Linked DNA regions of Mus musculus: region 2 is linked to region 1. A link is a loop called in an ENCODE intact Hi-C map of the cell type or tissue named here. Cell type or tissue: left cerebral cortex. All regions are shown on one strand. Each heading gives the region's core, and the rest is flanking DNA. Links, peaks and the distances in the headings are about the cores only. Region 1 has its middle 38 kb from the start of Gm31636. Region 2 has its middle 9.1 kb from the start of Stat4.

Region 1 (5,383 bases), core at 80-5,079:
GCTTCAATGTCAGCTGCTACCTGACTTATTCAAATACAGTTTTGCATCTTGGGTGAACGCTATAACACTTGCTTGCAGATCATCCTTTGACCTGATGCAAATGTCACAACACATGCTTCCCCTTCCCCACACGGAGCCACATGTGGAATTCAGCCATTTTTTTATATTCTCAAGCATTCCGGCATAAGAGGGTGTCGGGCAGTTGCTTCCTGTCATGCACTACTGTCATTTTCATTTTCTTTCTTTCCTTCCCTTTGTTTCCTTGCAGTGCTTCTCACTCTACACACAGGGCAAGTCACTGCCTCTGCTGCTTGCTTTCCAATATGTTCTGTAGCTTTGCTCTCCATATAGGAGAGTTTTATTATGCTCTTTCCGTACTCACTACAACTGCAAGTTCACTCTCCCGCCTCACTTTCTTTCTTTCTTTCTTTCTTTCTTTCTTTCTTTCTTTCTTTCTTTCTTTCTTTCTTTCTTTCTTTCTTTCTGTGTCTAATACATGTACACATTTGCATGCACTCACATGCACACTGATACACACATGCATGCACATACTTCAAAAATATAAAGTTAGTAATTAAATTTGTTCTCTAACAATTTCACACATGTATGTAATGCACACTGGTCACACTCATCCCTGAGATTCTCCCCCCTCTTCCTACCTCGCCACCCTCCCCTACTCCCCACCCCCACCCCCGTCTAACATTTCCATACAAACCTCTTTCTGTGTTCATATTTATTCATTCTTTAGTGGCCCACTGAGTTTAACCAAATCTACTTGTGAGGCCATGAGCCTGACCCTGTCTGTTGGAGTCTAGTGGGCTCAGCAGTGGTATACAAATGTAAAAAAAATGACCCAATCTGTCTCAGATTCTACCCATAGTCAATAGTTGAAAAGTAAGGGGTACGGCCCTCCTAATCCAGGATTGATTTGCACTGGACCTGCACAGACTGGTCCTGTCACCACAAAGCAAACTTCCTTTTACAGTTAGAGAAGAACTCTGTGTAAAATGTTCTCTGAAATGCAACTGCTGACAAAGGTTCAAGGGGATGGTTATCATTGTAATATTGAGTATGAGACTGCAGTAATCTACGAAAGTTATTCTTTTCAATTTGCCAGTGTTAAGTGACCAACTGACCTCCTTCCCTTCCTTCCCCTTCCCGCACAATAAGATGTGTTTCACTCAAAGTTCTTCTAGGTATTGAGTGTGGCTATTTCCACCAAAACATTCCAAATGGTTACGATTGGCTCTGGGCTGGAAATAACATCCTTAAGGAAATGATTTTCAGAAAGAAACGCCTGAAGCTACATCCAGCACCACCACCATTCTCTACCATCTTAGGTTTTCAGTTGGTGGCAGAGCCTGTGGGTCATGCCTAGAGGTTGTGCCTCTTCCATAGGATTTAAGGATAAATCTTGATTGGTCTACACCAACTGTGACAGATTCCAGACAGAGCCTTGTCAGCATGAACCTATAACCTAGTTCTAAATAATACACTGTGAGCAAATATCTACTCGGAGGAAAAATGGCTTGGAAAGTTTGGGGGTGGGCAATTTTATTTATGAGTATTGTATTTCCAACATTTCCACCTCCCTTCCAACTCCTTTTATGTCCCAATACTACCCCTCAAATTCATTGATTCTTCTTACGTGTGTGTGTTTGTGTGTGCACATGTGTGCGTGCGCGTACACACACACACAATTTGCTGAGAATATGTAGTGTTGCTCATATGTACAAGTGTTTAGGACAGACCACTTGGGGTTATATAAGTTATAGGACCCTTGCTCTAGGAGAAAACAGATTCTTCTTTTCTCAACTGCCACTAACTGCCTGTAAACCTTCATCTGAGGTTGGGGTCTTATGAAAATTCCCCTATTGGCATGTTAATGTCAGGGTCCATGTCAAGATAGAGCTTCCCTGTGATGTCTAGAAGATACTCTTTAGCAATAGGCACCCTAGTTCTCTGGCTCTTCATTCTTTTTTATTATTATTAGATATTTTCTTCATTTACATTTCAAATGCTATCCCGAAAGTCCCCTATACCCTCCCCCCACCCTGTTCCCCAACCCACTCACTTCTGCTTCCTGGCCCTGGTGTTCCCCTGTACTGGGGCATATAATCCTGGCAAGACTAAAGGCCTTTCCTCCCATTGATGGCTGACTAGGTCACACTCTGCTACATATGCAACTAGAGACACAAGCTCTGGGGGGTACTGGTTAGTTCATATTGTTGTTTCTCCTATAGGGTCTCCCTTTTAGCTTCTTGGGTACTTTCTTTAACTCCTTCATTAGGGGCCCTGTGTTCCATCCAATAGATGACTGTGAGCATCCACTTCTGTATTTCTTGCTCTTCTTTCTTAAATGAAAGGAATAAAGAAAAAGAAAAAGAAAAATCTTTCTTTTTCTGCTGCTGATGTTTGTTCATGTTTACACCTAGTGAGAAGCAGCAGTCTTTTGAGCCTGTAAGTTTGGAGTTTGGGCTTCTTACGTTAGAAGCATCCTGGATTGTTATATTCATATAATGACAAAACTGAACTCCTCTGAACATACTATTTATGATAAGTCAGTGCTGGCCATTTTCTCTGGGGCTGTCATTTTTATTCAAGTGCTTCAAGGAGCTCTGCCCCACTCACCAGCTGCTCTAGCATGGCTCCAGGCTCAGCTTCCATTCCTAGCAACTAACAGCAACTTTTCTTAGAAAAATAAGTACTGACTTCTCTGGTGTTTTGTTTTTTTTTCCCCCTCCACTATGCCAACCAGTCTCTGGACAAAGATGCTACAGGGGTGATAAGTGGTGTAATCACAGGCTTGACTTCTTTTCATTCTCATGAGGGAAAGAATCACCAAGCCAGTCAAGAACGAACAATTTTAGGGAAGTCACTAGCTATGCCTATATATCGTCTCTCTTGTATGTAGAACTAAATAGCAGAATGAAGTTTTATAACAATAGCATTGACATGATGCCTTAGTGGGTACTCAAAGGACTGACTGTTTCTAGAAGCACATTCAGTTGTTTTTTTTTTTTTTTTAATTCTTTCTTGCTGTCTAACCACAGAGGTTTTCAGCTCAGCAATGCCTGGATGTCAACTCAGGTTTATGCCAGTGATTTATAGGTCTTACCAGCAACTAGAAATTGGTGAGATTGATGTGGCTAGAGTGTCAGTAGGCCCACGGTGACATGAAGCAACCTTCTATATCTTCTGACAGCTACTCTTTTATACAATGAATGATGGCCTTTTATCATTAACCAAAAATACTCCATGTATGAAACTCTGGCTTTCAAATAATTACAAAACATGACCTAGGCTTTTTTTTGTTTGTTTAATATTTTATATTAGGTATTTTCCTCATTTACATTTCCAATGCTATACCAAAAGCCCCCCATACCCTCCCCCCCACTCCCCTACCCACCCATTCCCACTTTTTGGCCCTGGCGTTCCCCTGTATTGGGGCATATAAAGTTTGTGTGTCCAATGGGCCTCTCTTTGCAGTGATGGCCGACTTGGCCATCTTTTGCTACATATGCAGCTAGAGTCAAGAGCTCTGGGGTACTGGTTAGTTCATAATGTTGTTCCACCTATAGGGTTGCAGTTCCCTTTAGCTCCTTGGGTACTTTCTCTAGCTACTCCATTGGGGGCCCTGTGATCCATCCAATAGCTGACTGTGAGCATCCACTTCTGTGTTTGCTAGGCCCCGGCATAGTCTCACAAGAGACAGATATCTGGGTCCTTTCAGCAAAATCTTGCTAGTGTATGCAATGGTGTCAGCATTTGGAAGCTGATTATGGGATGGATCCCCGGATATGGCAGTCTCTAGATGGTCCATCCTTTCGTCACAGCTCCAAACTTTGTCTCTGTAACTCCTTCCATGGGTGTTTTGTTCCCAATTCTAAGAAGGAGCAAAGTGTCCATACTTTGGTGTTCATTCTTCTTGAGTTGCATGCGTTTAGTAATTTGTATCTTATATCTTGGTTATCCTAAGTTTTGGGCTAATATCCACTTATCAGTGAGTACATATTGTGTGAGTTCCTTTGTGATTGGGTTACCTCACTCAGGATGATGCCCTCCAGGTCCATCCATTTGCCTAGGAATTTCATAAATTCATTCTTTTTAATAGCTGAGTAGTACTCCATTGTGTAAATGTACAACATTTTCTGTATCCATTCCTTTGTTGAGGGGCATCTGGGTTCTTTCCAGCTGCTGGCTATTATAAATAAGGCTGCTATTAACATACTGGAGCATGTGTCCTTCTTACCGGTTGGGACATCTTCTGGATATATGCTCAGGAGAGGTATTGCTGGATCCTCCGGTAGTACTATGTCCAATTTTCTAAGAAACTGCCCGACTGATTTCCAGAGTGGTTGTACAAGCTTGCAATCCCACCAATAATGGAGGAGTGTTCCTCTTTCTCCACATCCTCGCCAGCATCTGCTGTCACCTGAATTTATGATCTTAGCTATTCTGACTGGTGTGAGATAGAATCTCAGGGTTGTTTTGATTTGCATTTCCCTGATGATTAAGAATGTTGAACATTTTTTCAGGTGCTTCTCTGCCATTCGGTATTCCTCAGGTGAGAATTCTTTGTTTAGCTCTGAGTACCATTTTTTAATGGGGTTATTTGATTTTCTGGAGTCCACCTTCTTGAGTTCTTTATATATATTGGATATTAGTCCCCTATCTGATTTAGGATAGGTAAACATCCTTCCCCAATCTGCTGGTGGTCTTTTTGTCTTATTGACGGTGTCCTTTGCCTTGCAGAAGCTTTCCAGTTTCATGAGGTCCCATTTGTCAATTCTCAATCTTACAGCACAAACCATTGCTGTTCTATTCAGGAATTTTCCCCCTGTGCCCATAGCTTCAAGGCTTTTCCCCACTTTCTTCTCTATAAGTTTCAGTGTCTCTGGTTTTATGTGAAGTTCCTTGATCCACTTAGATTTGACCTTAGTACAAGGAGATAGGAATGGATCGATTTGCATTCTTCTACATGATAACAACCAGTTGTGCCTGCACCATTTGTTGAAAATGCTGTCTTTCTTCCACTGGAAGGTTTTAGCTCCCTTGTCGAAGATCAAGTGACCATAGGTGTGTGGGTTCATCTCTGGGTCTTCAATTCTATTCCATTGGTCTACTTGTCTGTCACTATACCAGTACCATGCAGTTTTGATCACAATTGCTCTGTAGTACAGTTTTAGGTCAGGCATGGTGATTCCACCAGAGGTTCTTTTATCCTTGAGAAGAGTTTTTGCTATCCTAGGTTTTTTTGTTATTCCAGATGAATTTGCAGATTGCTCTTTCTAATTTGTTGAAGAATTGAGTTGGAATTTTGATGGGGATTGCATTGAATCTGTAGATTGCTTTTGGCAAGATAGCCATTTTTACAATGTTG
Region 2 (5,383 bases), core at 84-5,083, 340 kb after region 1:
AACGCATCAGTATAAAGTGTAGGTCATTAAAAAAAAAGTATGTTGCTGTACTGAGACCTGTGTATTCTTGACAAAGAAATCTAAGATGAATTGAGACTATAGCAACTGCTCCAGAAAGTTCTAGTCTCACATCCTAGATCTTATAAGACCCACCCTGAAAATGTTGAATTAACTACAATCAGAATGTAAGAAGGACATATATCTCTGAAGGAAGACTGTTCACTTGCTAGGAAGCCCACTGTCTAGAGGTGAGAAACTCAGGGTTTCAGCTGTGATGTTGAGTAAATCCTGCCAGCTGGGTAAATAAGCCTGAAACAATGGGCACTCTGAGCCAGTGTTTACACAGTGCAGCTACAGCAGAGGTGACTGTGCCACTCTTTTTCCCAGGTTGGCTTTGTCTCCTGGTGTTCTCAGGGGTAACCTGACCTTGACTTTAGTGCCAGCACCATTTATGAGCGTCTAATTGCCTGCCACTAGATAGCATTTCTGCCATTGGCTATCTCCAAGGCAAAGAGCAGCACCATTGGAAGTTCCCGTTTAAGGCATTAAGTGGGGCATGAGTAGAGCCAACTAAAACAGTTCAGTGCTGTCAGGATTGAATGGGAAGACAACGGAGTCACTGTATGTCTCTCTTGGCTCTGGCCCAAAGCACCGTGTTAAAGTCCCAATCTGGAGAGCCTGACCTTTGTAGAAAGATCAGTTGTCTGGATGACTTAATCGGGTTTCCCCTGTTAATCTCTGTATGTAACTCATTGTTAGAGCTATTAAGCAGCATCCGGTGGAAATTTCTGGAAATAGTATAGAAACGGTCCAAAATCTAAACACGGGGAACTCAGCCTGCCCTTATGATGTCAGTTTCTGTTTTAGTTTAAATATTTTTAGTGGAGAGTCAAGTTAAGCCAGACTTCTTGTTTACAATGGAGCAGTATTGAATTTGGGCAAGAGGACAATGTACTTACAGTAGAGTTACCACTGTGCAGTTGGTTATGTCAAAATCTCATATTACAGCTCGTTAAGTGGATGTTTCTGACAGGGCTAGACAGGACAAGCTTCTTTACCCTGAAGGGATGGCAGGCCAAGAGCCATCGTTAAGGGAGCCTGAACATATAACTCTTCGGTATTTCACCATGGATCTTACAATCCCTTTTTTTGTTAATCTCTCTTTTGTATAATTGTAGCACTTGGAATTTCCTATTCTATGCACTGATAAGAAAGTGAGTGTGGGGGGCATGTTTATATTATAAGTGAATTGGAGTGTTGGAGTTCTATGCTGTTAGAACTTTCTAAAAAAAAAAAAGTTCTATGTGACAAACCAACCAACCAACATGACTGGCTTTAGGCTTCCTAAACAAAGAACTTAAAAAACAGCAACTTATTTGTAAGATACGGCCAGAGAGCACTTGTCTAAGAAAGGAAACTTTGCTATTGTGACTCCAGCATCTTTATTTAGATGATTTTTAAATGTAGAAATTTGCTATAGTGGATTCTATGAAGAGATAGAGAGATAGGAGGCCTGAGCCACCCTTTGGCATCACCACCCTTTGTAGATTTGAGATCCCAGAGCAACTAAGGCTTAGAGGTGTTTTGTTTTGTTTGTTTTGCCTTTTTAAAAAACATTTCTTTTTTTAAAAAGATTTATTTATTCATTTCATGTATGTGAGGATAGTACACACTGTCACTGTCTTCAGACACACCAGAAGAGGACATCAAATTCCATTAGAGATGGTTGTGAGCCACCATGTGGTTGCTGGGAATTGAACTCAGGACCTCTGGAAGAGCAGTTAGTGTTTTTAACTGCTGAGCCATCTCTCCAGTCCTTGCTTTGCTTTTTGTTTGTTATTTTTGTTTTCTTTTTAACCTAAATTAATGGAATACCTAGCTCAGCTCTGTCTCAAGTATGAGTCATACCAGAGGCATTCTTCAGGTGCTCAAGCTCAATAAGGCCAAGAGTTAATTAAACTCTCACAGTCATTTGGCATGGCTATTGTCTCTTTCCTGTATCTTCCCTCCTACACTCATCCTGATGGATGTATGGATGTATGGATACCAAAACAATGCCTTTAGTCATACAGCAAGTTGGTAGGGTCCAGCTTGGAGTCTCTACAAAATCTGTGATACCACAAGGAAAAAATCTGGGATATATGATCACAAGTGAAAAGCAGCCAAAGAATAATACCCATGTTGTTCAAGTGTGAAAGGAACTTAAGGGTAAATGCACAATAAAGCCTCGGGCCCCGCTTGCCTTCCATGTGAAAGTAGTGCCCCCTGGTGCACAGACAGAGTCATCTTCAGAACTGGCTGAGGAAAAGGAACTTTGACAATTCGACCGCCATCTACATACTTCTGGATAAGATCGAGCACCCATCCTTAAAATTGTGCTTTTCTATTAAGCATCCTTCTTTCACTGTGTGTAAGACCACCACTCCCCAGCAATGCTCTTACATGAAACCAAGACTTTGCAGCCCCCACAAGGATCAATGAAGGACTTCTAGGATAGCTGATCATGGATGATCTGATTTCATGTAATCAAATACTTCTGGGAAAATTAGACATGGTATCGAGTTTTCTTAGTTTCTTAGATCCAGTCAATTGTTTTTACACATTGTGGGGCCACCTATCTACTTCTGTGGAAATAGCCAATTTGGTTTGGTTTGTCTTAGTTTCAGAGAGACTCTTGATTTCTCTTAGCTATTATTGACCATTTCAACATAAAGGAGACAGAACACTGTACTCTACTTTCTTTCTAACGTGTTTTCCATGTGATGTTAGTTCCTCTGAGTAATTTCAGTCTGTAGCAAGGAATATGGAGTGGGTTATGCTTATATCAAGTCTTTTGGGGAAAGGTTTGGTACAGTCGTTGCTCTCTGCCCTGCAATATGCAAGCCTGAAGTTTTGTATTAAAATCAGTCACACCATCAGGTGTGTCTATGTTGGGTTGCCTTATTCGTCATAAAAAGATCAAACTGATTAGACCAAAGAAGTTTTTCAGTTCCCATCATTCCAAAATGCTTAATGTCCAACCATCTTTCTAAAAGAGGCAATGCTTGTCTGAGTTCTTTTTTTTCCCCTTCTTCACATCCTCTCACCTCTTGGAAGATCCCCAGTAGACACTAGAGATAGTGTACAAGTGATTATTGCTGCTTTAGCACAGGCAAGGGAAATTAGCATCCACACCAGCAGATATATGTTACTTGGCTACAGTTATATAGATTATATAGGTTATAGGTTATATAGGTTATATAGGGCTGCACTATATCAACAGCAGGGCAGAGGTAAGGAATTTCAATTTATGTTAACAAATTATAGTTCAGGCAGTTTCCCTCAAGCCCAGACTGTTGCTGCCTATAGGAACATGCTCCCTGGGCCCCACCATTGGCTGTCCCTCCAAGACTTTCAGTTTCCAGCTATTGATTTCACTGAATGGTCAGACCACAGGGAGTTGGTGCTGAACATGAGTAAAATACTCAGCTCCTTCACGCTTCATCTCCTTTGTTCTCTGTACCTAGGAGACCAAAGTTCCTCAGTCACTTCCTTGCCTTTATTTCTACAATAACCCAATACAAAAGTGTCCATGCTCAGTAAGCATGCCTCTCACTGTAGCAATAGCCCTAAGCAATATAGTCAACCAAGGAGGCAATCACTTGGGATTGCTTAGGTGGAAGACACTGAGGTTTCTTTCAAAACCTCCTATGTCCGATGAGGTACGTTAGCATCAGAAATTCACCCTTATTCAATTAGATATGGCTCTACAACAGCAAGGTTCCTACCTTGGGATTTGGAGCTGTTTATATATCAGTCTCACTCACCTCCTCAACAAGAGTCTCTTGCTCAAGGGACAAACTGACTAACTTAGAAATCCCAGCGCTACCTAAATTTATTTACAATGATGCTCCCACCACACCTTATGTTCAGGTTTTTTTCCTCATGGTGCAGAATGATTCTCCTTTGATGGCTTTTTCTTTTTAGACAAAGTCTCAAGGAACCCAAGTTGGCCTCAAACAACTAGATGGGGATCATCTTGATCTCCAAGACCTAAAACCTTGCCCCCAAGAGCTGGGATTATAGGCATGTACCACCACTCCATAGCTGGCTAAGGATGCCAGTTTCAGTCCTGCATCAGTGCCTTCTTTAGAAAGGCTGAACCTAGCACCTTCCTCCTTGCCCAAATAAAGTTGTGCTTAAACATTACACTCTTGACTGAGCCATTAGGTCTGATATTCTTTGGTGTCAGTAAACGCCTGGTATCTTTCCTCTGCAGTTCCTTTTAACAATTCTTTTGAACTATTGGGCATTTATTCTGTCTTATTTGTCTTTTTTTTTTTTTTTTGAGACAGGGCCTCTCTATATAGTCCTATCTGTCCTGGAACTCTCTATGTAGACCAGGCTGGCCTTAAACTCAAAGATCTTCCTGTCTCTATCTTCCAAGTGCTGGGAGAATTAATAGTCTGTGCCACCTCATGCCACTATGCTAGGCTGGGTGTTTATTCTTAACACCATCATTCAGTGACCATGTGTTAGCTTTTGAGACTGTAGATGTCCTATAACAACAGACATCAGTCAGTTTTCTTCTTCTTTCTCCTCTTCCTCCTCCTCTTGTTCTCTTTCATTGTTTTTTGTTTGTTTGTTTGTTTTTGAGTTTTTTTGTGTTTTTTTTTTTGAGGTAGAGTTTCGTTGTGTAGCCTTGGCTGTCTTGGAACTTGCTCTGTAGTCCAGGTTGGCCTTGAACTCAGAGATCAACCTGCCTCTGTCTCCTCACTGCTGGTATTAAAGGCTTGCATTATCACCACCCAGCTCAGTTTTCTCTTCCTATCATGTGGATTTTGGGAAATGAACTCAGGCCATCAGTCTTGGCTGAAAGCACCTACTGAGCTATCTCACCAGTTCCTTACAGATATTTAAAAAGAAACAGTATAATTTTATGCCTATAATATCTTAGGTAAGAAAGGCAAATCATTTGAAAGACATATGCTATCGAAGTTCATAAGAGATAAATTGACACATGATAGATAGATAGATAGATAGATAGATAGATAGATAGATACGTAGATAGATAGATAGATAGATAGATAGATACATAGATAGATAGATAGATAGATAGATAGATAGATACATAGATAGATAGATAGATGGATAGATAGATAGATAGATAGATAGATAGATAGATAGATAGATAGATAGTAGTGTCAGCCTAGTGGGGTTTACTCCACAAATGCATGAGTAGTTTTAACATAGAGGTCATGATGGCAGAGAGAAGGAACAGCTGAGGGGTCACATCTTGATCCATAATTACAAGGTAGAGAGAGAGGCACTAGAAATCCAATCTTTTGGATCCTCCAGACCCAATGACACACGTCTAACAGGGCTCCATCTACTAATCCTACCC

What was found. Peaks named below come from ENCODE experiments on the same cell type or tissue, not always from the same donor. Only the 100,000 strongest peaks of a DNase experiment are listed, where the experiment ranks them.
Region 2: a loop joins it to region 1, with 4 times the contacts of the local background. A loop is called at or near these places in 21 of 42 quality-filtered maps.

Annotation. Positions count from the first base shown.
Region 1 is chr1:51,658,109-51,663,491 of GRCm38, forward strand. No RefSeq gene overlaps it. Among named protein-coding and RNA genes, the nearest start is that of Gm31636, 38 kb to the left of the region's middle. In left cerebral cortex, for the core only: no CTCF peak of the experiment used is centred there; a DNase peak (open chromatin) is centred at 2,630.
Region 2 is chr1:51,996,489-52,001,871 of GRCm38, forward strand. It overlaps a transcript of Stat4 not described here. Among named protein-coding and RNA genes, the nearest start is that of Stat4, 9.1 kb to the right of the region's middle. In left cerebral cortex, for the core only: a CTCF peak has its summit at 2,268 (motif pointing left); a DNase peak (open chromatin) is centred at 2,261.